2 separate regions of the Homo sapiens genome follow, and region 1 is linked to region 2. The links are chromatin contacts, found by Hi-C in ENCODE. All regions are on one chromosome and are shown on one strand. Each heading gives the region's core, a stretch centred on a gene start or an enhancer-like site at or near the end of the contact. The rest is flanking DNA. Distances are from core to core; before and after follow the strand shown.

Region 1 (7,386 bases), core at 1,790-4,289, 130 kb before region 2:
TATCTGTCATATTCTGCTTACCATGGCTTAGGAAGGGAGAGAGGACACACAGAAAGGGGAAATAGCTGAGACTGGGCAATTTACAAAAGAAAGAGGCTTAGTGGACTCACAGTTCCACCTGGCTGGGGAGGCCTCACAATCATGGTGGAAGGTGAAAGGCATGTCTCACATGGTGGCAGACAAGAGAAGAGAACTCATGCAGGGAAACTCCCCTTTATAAAACCATCAGATCTCATGAGACATATTCACTATCATGAGAATAGCATGGGGAAGACCCACCCCATGAAGGTCCCTCCTACAACACATGGGAATTGTGGGAGCCACAATTCAAGATGAGATTTGGGTGGGGACACAGCCAAACCATATCAGGTGGCAATTTTGCTTAGGGCTAGCATTTCTAGAACTTATGAAGTCACTGGAGTAAAAACATATATTTGAAATGAGCCCTATATCTTAATTTAAAAATAAAATAAAGTGGAGAGAATGAAAGAGTGGGTTTAAGGGGGTACATAGTAGAAAAAACCTAGTTCATATCCTGCCACTAACTAGCCATAGTCTTAGATGAATTACTTAAACTCAGTTTCTATAAAATGTGGTGATGCATGGTATCTAAGACGTTACATCAGTTAGGATTTAGTTGCAAGTGACAGAAAATCCAACTGAAACTGGTTTAAACTGTTAAGCAAAAAGTTACTCTATTGGCTCTTGCAAATAAAATCTAGAGATAGTTCTAACTTCAGAAACAGTTTGAACAGTGTTCCAAAGAGGCCACATGAACCAAGTTGTTCTTTATTTTACTCTCTACTGCTCCATGTGTTTGGCTTCATTTCAGACCATGCATGGCGGCAAGATGGCAGCCCCAGTACCAGCCAACATGTCTCCATGGTTCAAATGTGGATTTGAGGGCAAACTCAGAAGCCCAAACAGACCCTCCAAAATGAGACTGAGTTATGTTCTTATCCCTGAACCAATCACTGACCACAGGAGAAACTGACACTCTGGATCATATGCCAGTCCTGGGTCGGACACCATCCCTGGAATGCGAGGTGGTAGGGAGGGACTGTCAACTCCACAAAAACCACAGGGATGGAAAGTGGGGAAGGGTGGATCCCCCACAAACATTGGAGGCCGTTCCTGGAAACAGGGTAAGTGAAGAGGGGCTGGCCAAGAAACCACACACATCTACCATGCAGATCTCAGTTCCAACATTCTGCAGTTCTGTGAGGCCCTCCTACGGCCCAGAATACCAGCATAGAAAACCACATTCACCAGACTGCCCTCCAGATGGAGCAGGAATGGGCTTGGGGAGGAAGGAATCCCATTTCCATTTAGGATGACTACAATCATACACTTCAAGAGTCCTGACTGGAAAGGCTGTCTCTCCTGGCAAACCAGTCCCATTTCTCATTTCTCTAGGAGAAATGCACACAAAACTTTCCATACTCCTGCCTGGCATTAGCTCTCTGCTGACCTCCATCTCCCTTTCACCCTGTCTGCCTCTGCTCGGAATGTGTCTCTCTTGGACTACCGCTGTCTCCTATCTGACTTCCTCTGCTACCTCTCTCTATTCCTCTCTCCCTCCAATACTGACCGGTTGAAGCTGTCATTACTGTCTGCCTAGCTTTCTCAAGAGTTTCTACCTCTGTTTCTTTCTATTCTCTCTCTTTTTGGGGTTCTCCCTGTCTCTGCCTTATTTTTTCTCTGTCTTATCCTGTCTGTGCTTCTCTACCTCAGTCTCCAAGAACCTGCCTGTCACTTTCTTTACTTGGCACTTTCATTCTTTGTGTCTGCCTCCCTTTCTGCATCTGCTTTTGTCTCTATCTTTTTCTGAAATAGACAGTTCTCACTGCTCCAGATAGGGTCTAAAAATGTCTACAAGTCCTGCTTATTCCATATGTTTATCAGCAGATGGACCAACACTGTTTGAGGATGGAGGCAAGACCTTGAAGGAGGAGAATTTAGAGAGAAGAAGGAAGCATTGACAGGGCACCTGAATCATGGTGCTGTGAATAAGGGGTTATTCAGACCAAACCTACACAGCACACACACACATTAATGTCACAAACCACCTTCAGATAGGCGCTAATCTTCTCCATCACAGTCACAGTTGGGTATGGTTGAAGTTTTGTTTTTTCTCAGTTGAACGCTTTTTAACTGATTAGCTGCTCCCTGGATTTCAAAGCAGCTTGGATATCTGTAACTGACACACAATCTCAGTGCCGCAGCCTAGCAGTTTACAACAGGTCCTTTGGATGAACTGACTTTGCCATTGTGTGCCTTGTGAGTTTCACTGTGTGGACAGCTCAGCCCCTGTTTTCTCTGTGGCAGTTATCCAGGTCCTGCTTCTCAGTGACTAAACACATCTCTGGTGCCCAATGCAGTGAGGGCTGACATTAGGCCCTTCTTAACATTAGTCTACAATTTCCAATTCAATAGAAGATATTGCTGGGTTTTGGAAAATAGAATGTGGCAGAAGTAGACATATATCCAACAGGCTTTGCACTCAGGTTTTATTTTTACACAGAGTTTAAAACTTATATCACATACCATCCCAAGGACTGTCCTAATCTTCAACAAAGTTAGTTTTCATTTCATTATTTCTTCATTTTAAAGGTTGATACATTGGCTTTTGCAGTCACCAGCATATTTTTTAACTACTATGATGTAAATGGCAAAGAATGTGGGGAGGCCATAGGACTGTTAGGTTTTGTTGTTGTTGTTTGCTTTCCATCTTCAACAGTTTTCTGCTCTGTGATGGTAAACAAATCAACTTCTATGAGTGCCAATTTCCACATTAATAAAAGATAACAGAAACAGGTGCCTAGCGTCAGTGCCTAGTACTTAGTACAGGCTGATTAAATGTGTTCATTCATTAAAGACAATGGTTGTCAGCTTTGGCTATCCATTAGCATCTCCTGGGAAGCTTTTAAAAACCCTGAAGACAGGCTGTAGATTAGACCAATTACATAAGGATTTCTGAGTCTGAGACCCGGGCAGCAGTATTTTTTTTTAATTCTCCCACACATCCCACTTGAGGTTATTCCACTGTGCAGCCAAGCCTGATAACCACTGATTTAAGAGGTTTACATTAGCTATGTGCTTATTTTGTACTTAATCAAGGGTCAAAGGCACTTGTTTTAAAAGTATCACTCAAAGACCCAGAATTAAACTTGGACTACACTCCCTAAGAATTAATTTCTCCAATTTCCAAAGAGTGCCTATTCCTATAAGCTCATCTAAAATGAAAAATGGCCCATAAAATATTCCTTATTTGGTCAAAGAGAAGCATATGTTAAACATTCAATTCAACAATTTCTATTGAGTACTGTCCAGTTACAGAGAACTGCACTAAACCAAAAGTCTCCATTGTCAAAAAATAATGCTTAAGTTCAAAAGGCACAACACAAGTAAAAAGCAATGCTTCATAAAAACAAAATAAAACAAAACAAAATGAACACTTCCTTCCCTTGGAAATTGACGCCTTTAAGCACACACCCTGCCAGCTTAATTTTCTGCTGATTATCAGCTCTCCTACTGCCTATAATGAGGGGCTTAAGAAGAGGAAGAGCAGCTGGGAACAGGAAGTTTGCAATGATGTGGGAGGTTTACTGGAAAATTATCTGCTAAGGAAATCATTTCAGTGGTCAACATTGCTAACAAAAATACATCGCGCTGACAAAAATATTGAACAAGCTTTGTGCTCAGTGAGACAGTGTTTTGTTTTCTCCACATTGAAGGATTTAATTTCAAATGCACCAAGGTGCTCTTGTGAATAGTAAAATAAAAACATATTTAAAAGCTTTGCTGAATTCATAATCAGATATGGCTATGTAATTTCCCAATCTATTATATAGGATTGAATACATTTTTCCAGCTTTATTGATGTACAATTGACAAATCAAATTGTATATATTTAGGTGTACAATGAGATGTTTTGATATACATACATGTTGTGAAATGATTACCACAATCAAGCTAATTAGCATAAACATCACCTCACATGGTTACCATTTTCCTTTTTGTGGTGAGACCATTTGAAACCTACTCTCAGCAAATGTCACAATATAATACCACATGATTACCTATGGTCACCATGCTGTACATTAGCTCTCCAGAACTCATTCATTCTGCATATTGAAATTTTGTACCCTTTGACCAGCATCTCCATGTCCCCAACCCCTCAGCTCCTGGCAACCACCATTCTACTCCTTACTTCTGGGACACAGTGTTTTTAATGTAAAACAAAAATACGTGACATTTTGTGTGTACATTCATGAATTTCTTTCCCATTTTGGGGATACCCTTGACATAGTCTAGAGATGATTTGTGTGTCTGCTTTTCTTTGCTCTCTGCTCTTTATTGGTTGCTCCTAGGCTGGAAAAGAGATGTAACCTCAGGAAGCAGGTGTGTGAAAGACGATCCAACTCGGGAGAATCCATGGACAGCTGGCCCTGAATCTTAGCCCTGCAAGTGATTGCTGTGATGTTCAGGTCCAACGTCTCAGGTCTCGTTCATACATCTCCACCTCTCACCGTCACTCACTGGATCCCAATATCACAGGCTGTGCAGAGGGAAGATTACTCCAAAGCTTGTTTTCTTCACATCTAGCCAACTAGTCTGTTCTCAAAAGAACTGAAAGGGATGTCCAGCCTTGATGGTCAGTCTGCTAGGAAAAGACACAGAGCCAGGAAGCCAGGGTTCAAGATTTGGTTTTATTCCTTACTGACTATATGATACCAGACAAGCATTGAGCCTCTTTGAGCCTTAGTTTCCTCAGTATAAAATGAGGGATACTAGTATTACCTACCTCTCAAAATTGTTGTAAAGATTTAGTGAAATGTAAGCTGTACAAATGACCAATGCCTTTTTAAAAATACTCTGAACCTGTTTTTTTTTTTTTTTAAGTTTGGAAATCTTAAACACTTAATAGAAAAAATTTGTAAGTGATGACTGAAATGAACCAAACTTTTTCTACAAACTTTAGCCTACAAAGCTCCCAGCACACACCTTAGCACAACCCTGCACCTTCTAAATAGGCAACACTGAACACTCCAGGGAGAAAGTCAGATTTCAAAGCGCTTTACCTTGTTCTTTCCTCTTTTCCCGCCTTGGCCTCCCAGGTAATTTATTACAGAGATCTGGCAAGGCTTCACAGTGAATGAAGCCTGGTGGTGCTACAGCGGGTGACAAAGGCAAACCGGATCCTGTATTTAAACAAAACTGAAGGAAGTGCAGAGAGCCCGCGTTTGGCTCTCCGCGAGGTCTCCATATGCTGGCCCTCCCGTGCACACACTGGGGAGCATTGTTCACAGTTTGAGAGTCATCGCTGCAGCCTGCACTGACGTGAGTCTCCACCATCAGCTAAGAGGAACACTGGTCTCCCACACAGCAGCCAAATCCAAGATCAGTGCTTCCCAGGGAGCACTAGAAACCAAACATAACAACAAGAAATGACTTTCCAAACACCCTTTCACAGAGAAAAATAGAGAGTACAAACAATATTTTCATCATTAGTAGTTATAAAATATTCATGATGTTCTAGGGAGATAAAAGGTAAGGATATCTCACCCCTCACCCATCCCCACCTACCTTGACCCATCCTTCCCAACCTCACCTGTAAAAGAGTTCAAATTGGACTTGTATAAATTCCCCCAAAGAGTGTACCTACTTCTGAAATACAGAGGAAGGAATGTTCTTCATTCTTACCTTCTGTTAAGGAGTTAAGAGAAGGTAGTACTATTTACTAAGTTCCTGGCATATACCAAGACATTTTCTTTTTTTCTGTTTTTTGTTTGTTTGTTTTTGTTTTTTGTTTTTTGAGACAGGTCTCCCTCTGTCACCCAGCCTGGAGTGCTGTGATGCAATCATAGCTCATTGCAGCCTACAACTCCTAGGCTCAAGTGATCCTCCTGCCTCAGCCTCCCACGCAGCTGGGACTACAGGTGGATCACCACGCCCAGCTAATTTTTTTTTTTTCTTGGTAGAGACAGTTGCCCAGGCTGCTCTTGAACTCCTGGCCTCAAAGGATCCTCCAGACTTGGCATCCCAAAGTGCTGGGATTACAGACATGAGACATTTTCACAGACAGTATTTAATCCTTTTTATGACACTTTGAGATAGGTATTCTTATGCCTATCGATGTGGAAACTGAGGGTCAGAAAGATTAAGAAACTTATTCATGGCCATGCACAGTAGTCATGCCTATAGTCCCAGTGAGAGGTGAAGCTGGCTGGGCTTCTGGGTGGGGTGGGGACGTGGAGAACTTTTCTGTGTAGCTAAAGGTTTGTAAACACACCAATCAGCACTCTGTAAAATGCCCCAAGTGGGCGGATCATGAGGTCAGGAGATCGAGACCATCCTGGCAACACGGTGAAACCCCGTCTCTACTAAAAATATTAAAAAAAATAGCCGGACGTGGTGGCAGGCGCCTGTAGTCCCAGCTACTTGGGAGGCTGAGGCAGGAGAATGGCGTGAACCTAGGAGGCGGAGCTTGCAGTGAGCTGAGATCGTGCCACTGCACTCCAGCCTGGGCAACAGAGCGAGACTCTGTTTCAAAAAAAAAAAAAAGTGGACCAACCAGCGCTCTGTAAAGTGGACCATTCAGCAGGACATGGGTGGGGCCAAATAAGGGAATAAAAGCTGGACACCCGAGCCAGCAGCGGCAACCCACTCAGGTCCCCTTCGACACTGTGAAAGTTTTGTTCTTTTGGTCTTCACAATAAATCTTGCTGCTGCTCACTCTTTGGGTCCGCACTACCTTTAAAAGCTGTAACACTCACTGCGAAGGTCTGTGGCTTCACTCCTGAAGTCACGAACCCACCAGAAGGAAAAAACTCCGGACACATCTGAACATCTGAACGAACAAATTTCGGACACACCATCTTTAAGAACTGTAAGACTCACGGCGAGGGTCCGCGGCTTCATTCTTGAAGTCAGCGAGACCAAGAACCCACCTGAAGGAACCAATTCTGGACATACTAGCACTTTGGGAGGCCGAGGCGGGCAGATCACCTGAGATTGGGAGTTCAAGACCAGCCTGACCAACATGGAGAAACCCCGCCTCTACTAAAAATACAAAACTAGCCGGCCATGGTGGCACATGCCTGTAATCCCAGCTACTCAGGAGGCTGAGGCAGTAGAATCACTTGAGCCTGGGAGGCAGAGGTTGCGGTGAGCTGGGATCGCACCATTGCACTCCAGCCTGGGCAGCAAGAGTGAAACTCCATCTCAAAAAAAAAGAAAAAAAAAAGAAAGAAAAACAAAAGAAAAGAAACTTATTCAGAGTCACATAGAAAACAATTGGTAAAAACAGTATTCTAACCTAAATCTGCCTCGTTCTCTCTATTCATTTATCTTCTAAAACATGATGCAGAGAAGTATTAGTAT
Region 2 (6,981 bases), core at 4,273-6,772:
CACCTCCTCCCACCCCCTCACCACTGCCCACCGTTACATTCTCCCAGTCTAGGGTGGCTGAGATTAGGGTGGACTCCCAGAGTGACCCAATCAGCTTGACTTTGTTCCCTGGCCACCCTGAAACAAACTGAGCCTGGCTACCTTCTGGTAAATGCATCCCAGCAGTGAGATGACTCATGTGTGTGTGACTCAGAGCGAATGCAGCACAGCTGGAGAGCAGCCATTTGCCTGGTGGAGGTGGGGGTTGCAGAGAGCAGCCCAGACCCAGGCACACGGCCACCAGGCTCACAGCCCCGCAGCCTGCTGCCCACTGACTGGAGCAAGGATGCAGATTCTCCTCTGTCCACAGGCTGCAATGGCGGAGTTTCACAAGATTTCTATACCTGGGATGTTGTCTAATTTATTACTATTTAATTGTATTTTAATAAGCCACCATTTATTGCAGACTTACTGTAAATTGTTGGTACTGTTGTAAGCAAATTATCTCATTTGATCCTTGCACTAGCCCAACAACAAAAATAATAGCAAGTGCATATATAGCACTTAACTATGTGCCAGACACTGTTCTAAGCACTTCGCATTTATTCATTTAATTCTCATAATAAACTTACTATGCAGGAAATGTTGTCCTCATTTTTCAGATGAGAAAACTGAGGTACAGAAAAGTCACACATGGAGATACCCCTGGGTCACATAGGACAGAGCTGCAATACAAACTGAAGAGTCCAGCTTCTGAGTCCACATTTAGCCCTTACGCGGTGCTTTCTTGAGAAAGCATAACTATAGTCCCATTTTACAGGGGAGGAAACTGAGGCTCAAAGAGGTTAGTCCTTTATCCACAGTCACACAGTTAGGGAGTGATAGAGCCAGTGATGGGGATTGGTGGTCTCTAACCCTGGCTCTGTTATAACCACTGTGCTCTGCTGCACAGACTCAGGAGATACTGTTATGACAATACAGCCATGCACTTGGTTCTCCTTAGCCATCTCCATTGGTGCTTCCAAGTGCTAAGACCAGAGGGTGGGCAGGATTCTGGGGCAGAAACCTTCTTCTGAGTCTGAGGCTATAGCAAACGGGTAGCATTTGATGGCGCATTTCGCCTCCCATCTCATTTCAGTTTTGGGTCCCAGAGTATTTCCTTCCCCCAGGGATGCTGATGGGACTTTTATTACCTCCACAGACAGTGAGACCGTGCACTACCACTATGGCCCTAAGGACCTGGTCACAATCTTGTTCTACATCTTCATCACCATCATCTTGCATGCTGTGGTTCAGGAGTACATTTTAGATGTAAGTGACATGTCTGGATTCTGAGATCAGAAGCTGGGGAGGTGCCTTGGGGTGGAGGACCTGGCCTTGGAGGAAACTGCAGCTCTGCACCCATTCATCCTCCAACTTGCTTGCACTGGTTGGGTCTATTGCCTGGGCTTCCTTCACCACACTTTGGTTTCTGTTCACAGCCTCCTTTAATCAGCACATGGGACAGCAGTATTTATTACACAGAGAGAAAGCTGTCTGGAGATGGTGTCCTTATGGGTCTGGGGCACATTGAGTAATTGGGGTTATTTTCTTTACACATAGGCTAGAGACATTCATCTTGCCACTTTCTCAAAATGCTTGCCTTAGACCAAGCACTGTATGCACGCAGTAGGCTTACACCAAATGACTTGGATTATGGCCAGCTGCAAACTTCTAACGATGTTCAACCCTTCTGTGGGGAGAATACAAGAGTTTGAAACCTGCCCAATATGGATACATTTGTATATTAATATGAGGGGTTTTCTTTATTCTTTAGAAAATCAGCAAACGGCTTCATCTCTCCAAAGTCAAACACAGCAAGTTCAATGAATCTGGACAGCTGGTCGTCTTTCATTTCACCTCGGTGATTTGGTGCTTCTACGTGGTGGTGACGGTGAGCCATTCTCAGGACTGCTGAAGCGGGAGAGCTCAAACCAAGGGGCAATTCCAGCTCTGGGATTGCTAATCAAATGACTGCAAAGGACCCCTTGCTCTTTTTCTTTTTCTGTTAAGGGGAACAAGTTTCTTAGAACCTTCTTAGCTTCTTAGAACTGAAGCTATGTTTGCATCCTCATGGTATTACAGAGAGATGCCATTTTATAGCTGGAGAGAGTCATCTTGGCCAACAGTCACCACTTGTTATAATCATTATGCAATACTGCAGTAATGATACCATGTATCTACATAATACTGTATTGTTTTACAAGGCTCTTCTACAAACACTGTCCCATAAGATACATTTGATGTTCATTCTGATACCCATGTTACAGATTGAAGAGTTCCAAGCTCAAATTTTGCAGTATGCCTGTGGTTCTGTGGTTTTGAAACAGCAAAGGATAGTTTGGACTTGGAGATAGAGTTCCAAGCCCAGCTTACTCTCTGTTTTACTACCTTGGCCTTCTATAAACGAGGCCAGCCTCACTCTGTCAGCTCATCAAATCCTGTGAGAGTCAATGCCGTTTCAACAAATGCCTGCAGGACCAGACAATTTTCCCCTCCTTTCTATGTAAACAGACTCTTATTTCAAGCAGCCTTTGATACAGCAAAATTCCCTCATAGAAAGGAATGTGGATGGTCCTTTGGAGTTTCCTGTAACAAGACCTTGCCTGTCCTGCTAGGAAGTATTGAGTTAGTACCCACCACCACCTGGAGCTCTACCTTCCTGTAACCTGGCCCCCTGAGAAATCCATGCCTGGGTCTTGGAAAATTCAGCAACCCTGTGACCTCTTTAAGATTTCCTTCCCGGCCTTCCACAGATCCCTCACTTTCTTCCTCTTCTTTCAGTGACAGTGATGGGCGCTCCCATCACAAGGAACTCTGTCTCCAGAGTTGAATGTTGAATTCCTATTCTCAAAGCCAGAGTCAACGTGTCCTTTTGTACATTGTTTTTATTCCTATTATCATTTCATCATAGAGCAGCTTTCCTAAGCAGAATACTAGGAATTTTAAATGGGGGGCCCAAGACTTCTGTCCTCTCAGGCAAGGCTGTCACAGTCCCAGGGGCAGATTGACACTGTGTGAACAGTGCATCCCTGCTGTTGTGCCATGCACACAAGTCCCTAGACTTCCAGGTTTCAGACCACACCCAGTCCCTTGACGTTCAGTTCATGCCCACCCCCGGAGGCCTAAGCTGCTTTGAAGCAGAACAGCCTCAAGATACCAAAGACGCCGTTCAGGAGGATTGCCTCATCTCTGAATCACTTTTACCCTTTCAACTTCACCCCCAAACATTCCACCCCAGCTGTGACACGTGGCGACCAGATTTGGAGGCTAGAGCCAAGTTGCTTAACACGCCTTCCAGGGTGTGAAATGCTCAACAGCTCTGTCTTTGCCTCTCTCAGTTCTTCAAGGATTTGAACATGATGCTAATTAGTTTGAGAGCACATAGGCTTTTCTTGGGGAGGCACATAACAGTTTTTTATTCTGGGAAGAGCCAGTTCCCCACTCAACATATTCAATAGGCACAGAGACCAGGGGACCACGGAAAGCTCCAGTGACCCCCGACCCCCGCCAACTCTTCCTAACAACATTTGACTCCTTGCCCTCCTCCGTTGGAACTGTGCTTCCTGGAAGGAAAGTGATTGAAGAAGAAGAGATGTAGTTCTGTAAAAGGCATAAAAACAGCTTGTTTTTTTAAAAAAATAATATTTTTCTGTTATGATGCAAATTTTTTCATGACTCTTCTTTCTCTCACTCTCCACAGTCATTTCATCGGCAGGTCCTGCCAGCTCTGCCTCCCAAACACATTGAGACTGTCTGCTGCTTTCTGCCTGCACCACCAACCCTAGTCTAGTGACCTTTGACCAGGGGAGATTTGGGCCTGTAGGGGACATTTGGCAATATGCTACTGGTATCTAGTGGGTGGAGGCCAGGGATGCTACGATATGGCGTTTAATGCACAGGACAGCCTCCACAACAAAGAACTATCTGGCCATAGTGCCAAGATTGAGAAACCTCGATCTGTATAGTCCAAGCCACCATCATCTCTTGCCTAGACACTAAATATCTTTTTTCTAGAAGGAGACTGTTTCCACTCTTGTACCCTCCCACCCCAATCCATTTTCTGCTCAGCCAGATGGATCTTTTAAAACAGAAATAAAACCATACATTCCCGTGCTTAAAAGTCCCATCACACTTGCAGTGAAATCGTTTTTTCCTCCCCATTCATGTGATCTGGGCCCTGCTAATCTTGCTGGTCTCATCTCACTGGCCACACCCCCACTTTTGGCCTGGCTGTTCTGCATCCTGGGCTTTGTACTGGTGATTTCTCTGCTCAAGGGCTCCATCCCCTGCCATCCCATGGCCAACTCCTTCTTGCCATCCAAGTCTCTGCCTAAATACCATCTCCTCAGAGAACCCCCCACCAATTTGCATTTTCTGCACTGTGCCTGTTGCTGGTGCTTCTCTTGATTGTGTATTCTGTATTCTCTGTTTCTCCCACTAGATTCTGAGCTGCCTGCTAGCAGGCACGGTGCTCACTGCTGTATCCCTGGTATGGTGCCTGGCACATACTAAGTGCCCACTAAATGTTGGCTATGAGAATGAGTGAATAAACTGCAAATGCATCTTCTCTCTCCAGCCTTCAACATTTTTAAAGTAATGAATTGGTTGTTTTAATAAATATCATAAATGATCATTTTTTAAAAAGTGAACAATATAGAGAAGTTCAAAAAAGCAAATTCCTCCCACCAGAAATACCAGTATTATTCTGGTGTTTGATTGAAACATTTCTCTCTGCATATATAGAGGCAGAGCAGTGGGAGTGTGGCTGGACCGCCAATAATTTTATAGGAATGTCAGCCTCCAACTTTTAATCTACCTTTGATCGACTACTCATTGTTGAGGGAAAAAGAAAAAAAACACTCCACTGGAGAAAGCAGGATGGGTGGGCGTTTGGTCTTCCCTGTCTGACTTCCTTGCTATATTTGGCTTCATCTTTTAGAACCTAAAATCCACCGTAGATTTTAGAACCAAGTAGAGGGAATGTCCTTAATGCTGGTGCTTGTACCAGGACCGGTTTCTACTAACAGACTAGTTGCTTTAGGGCAGATTTTTAGTGCATGGTTGTTCTGATGGTCAAATAATATAAGGTATGTCTGAATTTATGTAGCACTTGCCTGTGCTATATCTGAATTATGCTGTTCTTCGTGGTTGTGTTTGTTCACACACCAAAAGGAAGGCTGCTGGGGAAACAGGAGGGATCTCTCCACCTTGTTGAGGCCTTGCTTAGCTCATGGGTGGATTTGTAGAATCGAGAGAACAAAGGATTTCAAAAGCCTCTCCAAACCATCTGCTGGGGCCTGTCAGTGGATGGGATTTGGGGTGGGTTTCAGGTGCTTGCTGGGTCACACTCAGCCCCCTGTGGACTCAGGTGCTTTGCGTGCCTGAGCTCAGAGGGTGCCCCAGCCTCAGTCCTCCTTCAGACAGCTGCCTGGACAGAGGTCTGGAAAAGGCTGTTCTCAGAGCAGTGAGTCATTTTTCCTCTGGCTCCCCCTGCTCTCCTCCCTCCACCCTTTTCCTCCTCCAGTCCCCGTGGACTGGACATTCACAAGCAGGCAACATTTTTCTGGGGAGTTTCTTTGCTTTTTGGCTTCAAAGTTCTGACCTCTTTGTCTCTAAGTAAGAGGCCAAGCCAAGGAGCGTTCCTGTTTAAAATCACGAGATTTTCTGGGCTTTACATTGCTCTCAGTGCTGCTTTTCTTGGCGAGTCTTGTTTGGGCAAAACTTTCTCTCCCACCTCAGTTTCAGAAGTACCATTTTTCCTGCTAAGTACATTCCTGCTTCCTCTAGGAAGAGACATTCTCACCTTTCTGATGTCCCTGGAATGAGGTAGCCTGGGGCAGGAGAGCTGATGAAGGCAGGCGTATGCCCGACAGAGTGGGTGGGTAGAGGTGATAGAAGCAGTGTATTTGAGAGAGCTCACAACTGTCACCGCCACCACACACGCCACCACCCGAGAGCCTCATCCACTTTTATTCCTCAATCGGCACGTGACCCAGGGAGGAGAGAGTGGTAGTGAGAAGAGATTAGAAATGAGGCCATGTAAGTTCGAAGTGAGATCATTTCCTTCTAATCCAGGTGACTGTGACTACAGTGGTATAGATGTATCCGATAAAAGGACTTATCAGTCAGGTTATTGTGCTCATGGAGGCCCAAGTTTGTGGGATTAGGGCCGTGGACTATACCCGAAAGGCATGCTGATAGGTCACAGGGCGTTTAGTGACTCAAAGGTGGGTGGATCAGCCCTCACTTGGAAATACAACTAAAGATCCTAATAGACAATAACCTAGAATGCTTCTTACTAAACCCTGTTGGCCTCATTCTGAGCACTGTAAAACCTCTGCCTTTAATCCCAGTGTGAACATCTGAGGTTCTCAGCCTTCTCATCAAAGCCACCAGCTCAGCTGATTTTCTGATTTACTGAAGCAACCTAGCCTGAAGTTATTGGACCAGAAGGCTTGTGGCCCAACTCGGATTTCAGCTGTGCTACTGAAAAACTATCTTGGCTGGGCGCAATGGTGCACGCCTGTAATCACAGCACTTTGGGAGGTCGAGGCAAGTGAGGTCAGGAGTTTGAGACCAGCCTGGTCAACATAGTGAAACCCCGTCTCTGCTAAAAGTACAAAAAATAGCCGGGTGTGGTGTTGCGTGCTTGTAATCCCAGCTACTCAGGAGGACTGAGGCGGGAGAATCGCTTGAACCTGCAAGGCAGAGGTTGCAGTGAGCTGAGATCGTGCCATTGCACTCCAGCCTGGGCAACAAGAGCAAAACTCCATATCAAAAAAACAAAACAAAACTATCTTATTTCAGGAGATCCTTCCTATCTGTTTTTTCATTTTCCCATTTCTAAAATGAAGTCATCCTAATCTAATCTGCTCTGCCTTCTCTGAGTGACAAATAAGAGCCCTTTCTTCAGAAGAGAGAAATTGCCCAAAGCATTCATCATTCATTCATTCAACCAAC

The links. Hi-C counts contacts between places; a loop is a spot of excess contacts on that map. Pooled maps may share reads with other maps.
Region 1: a map of IMR-90 shows a loop between it and region 2 (2.1-fold over the local background). The contact joins two enhancer-like sites. A Hi-C loop is called at or near these places in 2 of 168 maps with a recorded cell type or tissue (IMR-90 and dorsolateral prefrontal cortex) and 8 of 50 pooled maps.

What each region holds. Positions count from the first base shown.
Region 1 is chr6:52,638,189-52,645,574 of GRCh38, reverse strand. No RefSeq gene overlaps it. Among named protein-coding and RNA genes, the nearest start is that of TMEM14A, 29 kb to the left of the region's middle. Within about 2 kb of position 3,039, at least 2 of the 41 ENCODE cell types and tissues checked have a DNase peak (open chromatin) inside an H3K27ac peak, as active enhancers do.
Region 2 is chr6:52,510,937-52,517,917 of GRCh38, reverse strand. TRAM2 (translocation associated membrane protein 2) reads left to right here. Exons shown (of 11, transcript NM_012288.4): 3 at 1,181-1,290; 4 at 1,796-1,912. Among named protein-coding and RNA genes, the nearest start is that of TRAM2, 63 kb to the left of the region's middle. RefSeq lists an enhancer at 262-311. Within about 2 kb of position 5,522, at least 19 of the 41 ENCODE cell types and tissues checked have a DNase peak (open chromatin) inside an H3K27ac peak, as active enhancers do.